Linked DNA regions of Homo sapiens: region 1 is linked to region 2. Evidence: chromatin loops called from intact Hi-C (ENCODE). Cell type or tissue: dorsolateral prefrontal cortex. All regions are shown on one strand.

Region 1 (2,500 bases), 220 kb before region 2:
CGCCTGGCTGGGTGTGTGTTTTTCTTATAAAAAGTGGTCTGAAAGTTGGTGGTTGCAGAGTTGGTTGGCTCAGGGAATGAATGACACCATTAGAGACCTCAGCTTTTTCTGTCTTTGGCCATCCGTCCTGCATTGACCTTTTGTGCTCAGGCTGCCATGTCTGCGACATTCCAGGCAGGTGCAAGGGAGGAGGAGCTGAAAGCTCTTTGTTTGAGAGGATATTCCCACCTGCTCCCAAGCCAACTTCCCCTTCCATCTCATTGGCCAGAGTCAGCCAGGGCAGGTGAGGCTGTTTGACTGCCCCAGCCCAGCAATGATTCATGCCCCGAGGCAGGAGATGGTCCTACCTCCACTGGCTGTCTGAACAGATTGGGGCTGTGTGGGCAGAGAAGCAGTGTGGGGTGGGATGGGCGTGGTTGCCAGGTAGGCACATCTGCCATTGTGGGTGGTCATGCTGGAGTCCCTTACTCCAGATGGGTGTCATCCTGCCCTCAGGGTGCTCCAATTCTATGACAAAGCCACATTTGAACAGGAGGTTGTCCAGGCGTCTCAGTCTGAGATGCTCATGCCCAGCTGGCACTTGAGAAGCCACAGAGAAGTCTGACTTATCTTCCTGGGGGACTAATTTTATTTGCAAATGGATGGAGAAAGAAAAATTTTATATTAAAAGAAGCATCAATATATTTGGAGTAGAAGACAGAGTTTATGTAGATTTTCAGGTCAGACCCACTTGACCCTAAGCTCCTGGAGCCACGCCTGTCCTGTCATTATGTAGATGTCAGTGACAACTTATTGAATGGATAAATGGGAGAATTAAGCTGCGAAGACATTATTAAACACAAGACTCTGAATCAATTTCATCTTTGGGGTCTGCCTCTTTGGGGTCCTTATTTCCAGAGGTACTAGTCCCTGTCTCCTCTGCATCTAGGGATGTTTTGATGTGAATTACTGAATGAACAGGTTATTTGGTGGAGACTCTAGGCACTCTGGGATTACAGAGGAAAGGGAGGCAGAAGAATGAATGTGTGACCATCAGGGAAGGCTTCCTGGAGGGGGTGGGCCTTGAACTGGGAAAGATGGGATGAGAGGAGGGGAGCAGCCTGGTGCTTTTGTAGCACAGGCCAGCCTAGAGTGGGGGCAGGAGGCGGGGATTATGAGGGGACACATGACAGGGGCTCGAGGGGACACATGACAGGGGCTCAGCTGCAAGTAATGTGGCATAAGGTGACATCACTGTCTACCAGGGTTTCCCCAAATATCATCTTACACCAGACCTCCAGCAGAGTAGGACAGGTATCATAGTCCTCATTTTCTAGATGGGAAACGGAGGCTCAGGCCATAGCCACAGTTGCATGGTCAGTAGGGGGCGCAGCTGGACCTGACCTGGTGTGTCAAACTCCAGCGCTGTACTCTTGGGCTACTCTTCATTGTCCTAGGCCAGGGTCTCTAGAGACAGACTGAGCTGGAAATTGCTGTGCAGGAGGCTTACGGGGGTGTGCAGGAGTGAGGGAGCAGGACTGGGCAGAGGGAGAAGTGGAGCTGCAATGCAGCTGCTGGAAAGGCCTCAGCCGACCCTCTGGGGAGCCCTGGGGAGGGGCTGATCCCTGCTGAGCAAGAGAGCCAGGCCTTGGTACCTTCCCACCAATCACTCATTGGGCACAGACTGCCCACTGGGAGGGACACAACCCTGGGCCAGGCATATGCTCTGTACCCCTTCCCCTGTTGGCCTCCCCCACCTCCCCAAGGTGCATCTAGAACCAGCTGTTTCCCCTGCCTGGAATGGCCTTCTCTGCTCTCTCACCTCTCACCTCCAACTCATCCTCCAGGTCCAAGTTCACACGTCATTTCCTTTATCTCTAAAATCTACTGTCAGAGATATAGCAAAGTGCAAGACAGTAGACTACTACGTGTGTAAAAAAGAGAAATAAAGTGTATATAAATATATATGAGTGTGTATATGTGTATACAGATGACCCTTGAGCAATGTGGGGGTTAGGGGTGCTGACCACCACACAGTCAGAAATCCTCATATAACTTTTGACTCCCTGAGAACTTAGCCCAAGCCGTTCAGACCCGTGTTGTTCAAGGGTCAGCTGTACATGCACATACATACTTGCTTACATGGACGTGACATAAGCGTGTCTCTAGAAAGAGACATAAGAAACTGCAAACAGCGGTTCTTGCAAAGGGCTGGATGGGTAGGAGGCTCTGTGTTCCTTTTGAATTTTGAATTATGTAAATTAATGGCATAATAAAATTTAAATGAATCAAATAATTATTAAAAACACAAGTTTAAAAAGAATCGTTAAATCATTTGGTGGGGTGGGGCCTAACTGCTCACTTTTCTCCGTATGGCCCTTATCACCATGGTAATGAAATAATTCATGGTGTGGTTATTTATTTAGAGTTTGTTTCCACCCCCTGGTTGTAAGTGGTCTTGCCCACCATGGGAACCCCATGCCTAGACACCCTGGTGAGCCTTGGAGGATAACCAGTCATC
Region 2 (2,500 bases):
AGAAGCCAGGCCTAGCCCCGGCGCCCGTTCTGCCCCGCAGTGCTGGATGTGAACGACGAGACGCCCACCTTCTTCCCGGCCGTGTACAATGTGTCTGTGTCCGAGGACGTGCCACGCGAGTTCCGGGTGGTCTGGCTGAACTGCACGGACAACGACGTGGGCCTCAATGCAGAGCTCAGCTACTTCATCACAGGTGCTGCCCCGGCCTCCGCCCACCTGTGCAGGCCTCCTGGGGCCCTGCCTCCACCCCTCCCAGATGGACAGCCAGACTAGGTGGGGGCAGGTGAGGGTGGAAAAGAGGTCAGGGCTCTACTGTTGGGCTTTAGCCTCTGGTGGTGCCTCCCGAGGATTTGCTCCTGGCTCTTCCCAAGGGCTTTGCAGCTGGATCACTCTGGACTGGCTCCCTGGGGACCTCCTGAACCTGTTGGTTGCAGGGACGGGGAGCATCTACCAAGGTTCATTCTAGAGGGAGGTAAGGCCCCATGATTCCTAGGGAGGAGCCCTGAGCCCCACTCCCCGCCCCAAGTCTGGGTGACAGAGCAGTGACTTGGAGGAATGTGGCCTCATCCTTCCTTGGGGACCTGTTGAGAATTCCCACCTGTTTAGAGGCAGATGGTTTTGATCTCCCTAAATGAAATGGTTTTAGCTCAAAAATGTTGCCTGGCTGTTGTCTGCAGAGCTGTGGCCACAGATGATGAGGCCATGTCCTGGCTCACAGGGGAAAGTGAGCTGCAATGGATTAGTGATGTCTGCCACAGTGGTAGGATTGGTAGATGGTGGCGCACATGCCATGGGTTTGCCATTCCTGGATGAGAACACAGCTTCTTAGCCTCCCCGACACACGAGAGATGCTGGGACACATGGGGGTGCAGTCTTCCCCATTCCTCAACCCTCTTTGGCCCTTTTACTGGCTCAGTCTTCTCTCTGTCCATGACCTGCCTACCAACACACATGTTGCCTCTGCATATGTGTGCCTGTACACACGAGCAGGGCACACACCAGCCTTCCCAATGCCTCCCCATGAAGCAAGGATGCCCAGCTCACAGCCCATCTGTGGCTTTGCTGCGGCCAACGTGACCTCCCAGCCCTCAGCCTTCCCTTTCTTCCCTCACCTCCCTGAAGGGGCCCAGCACCCTCAGGCCCACTCCTTACAGTCTGGCCCTCAAGTCGGCCCTAGGGAGGGCTTAGTTACTAAGACCCCTCACATGGCACCAGCTCCGTGGCTCCACTGCCCACACTATTTACGTCCTAGTTCTGCCCTGGGCTCCCCGGGAGTCAGAGTGTGTCCCTTGCAGATGGTACTTCAGACACTGGGGAGCACTGGAGGTTTGGGGGTCAGGAGGCTTTCCCTAGGGGCAAACCAGCAAGAACAGGGGGAGCACCTGGCAGCCTGCAGGATGACTCTTCAGCACCCCAGAGTGGTGGGCTCCCGCTGACCTGCCCAGAGCCCTCCCGGATTTTCAGTGCACATTCTGCAAGGAGCTGAGCCCAGTCCTGCCCAAGCTCACCACAAAGCTGGTGCCGTGGCGCCCTCTGCTGCCCAGAACACCACACTGCTCGCCAGCTGGCAGGGGAGGGGTCTCCACGCTGTTCTGGGAGTTCCTTCCTGACTCCCGTCCACCGCGAGAGGAGACCCTCACACTTCCCACCTGTCCCAGAACTCAAGGAGACTCAGTAATCCCTGTCTCCTGTACACCTGCCTTGACTCCTCCCTCTGTGGAGCCTCCATGTCCCCACTCAGGAAGCTTCGCTCCTCAGCCCATCTCACCTCCGAGATGAGGGGCCTGGGGGATGCTCAGCCAACCCCAGAGTTCTCAGCAACATATACAAGCCCCTATGCAGGTTAGCTGCTCAGACGCTTCTGCAGGACGGGCAGGGAGCAGAGGGGTGAAGGATAAGCCCAGGGACCCACGCATGGAGAAACCCAGAGTGGCACAGGCACATCACTGAGTGAGGGGTTCTCCTCTGTGAGGTGGAGGCTAAATGAAATGGTCTGCATGAAGTACCTGTAAACAGGAGGTGCTTCGTGAAGGTTAGGAACGGATTCCAGGCATCTGGCACCCCCGCTGAGCCCACCCAAGCTGCACCCGCATCAGAGCACCTCAGGCAGGGCCGAATCAGCAGCACAGCCTCCCACTCCTGGACTCACCATCGCGGGTCCCAGCTCAGGAGCAGAGTCCCCGCTTCCCCTGGCCGGGAGCTCTGTTTCCCAGCCGGAAGCTTCCTCTCCTTCACCCACAGGTGGCAACGTGGATGGGAAGTTCAGCGTGGGTTACCGCGATGCCGTTGTGAGAACCGTGGTGGGCCTGGACCGGGAGACCACAGCCGCCTACATGCTCATCCTGGAGGCCATCGGTATGCACCAGTCCCGCACCCACCAACACAGTGATCTGGGCAGAGTTCACACAGGGTGCCTCCCAGGAGCTGGCCTTTTGCTAAAGGCTGAACTCTGCCCAGATGCCAGTGGAGAAAGGGCCACCAGGCACTCACCAAACATTAC

The links. Hi-C counts contacts between places; a loop is a spot of excess contacts. Peaks named below come from ENCODE experiments on the same cell type or tissue, not always from the same donor. Only the 100,000 strongest peaks of a DNase experiment are listed, where the experiment ranks them.
Region 1: it touches region 2 in a loop (2.1-fold over the local background); 15 of 110 quality-filtered maps call a loop at or near these places.

Annotation. Positions count from the first base shown.
Region 1 is chr10:71,485,316-71,487,815 of GRCh38, forward strand. The region is part of intron 3 of CDH23 (cadherin related 23); the gene reads left to right. Among named protein-coding and RNA genes, the nearest start is that of CDH23-AS1, 25 kb to the right of the region's middle. RefSeq lists enhancers at 1,084-1,584, 1,585-2,085. In dorsolateral prefrontal cortex, a CTCF peak has its summit at 1,366 (motif pointing right); a DNase peak (open chromatin) is centred at 1,376.
Region 2 is chr10:71,706,857-71,709,356 of GRCh38, forward strand. CDH23 (cadherin related 23) reads left to right here. Exons shown (of 70, transcript NM_022124.6): 26 at 41-193; 27 at 2,242-2,355. Among named protein-coding and RNA genes, the nearest start is that of C10orf105, 12 kb to the right of the region's middle. In dorsolateral prefrontal cortex, CTCF peaks have their summits at 1,551 (motif pointing left) and 1,750; DNase peaks (open chromatin) are centred at 106 and 1,525.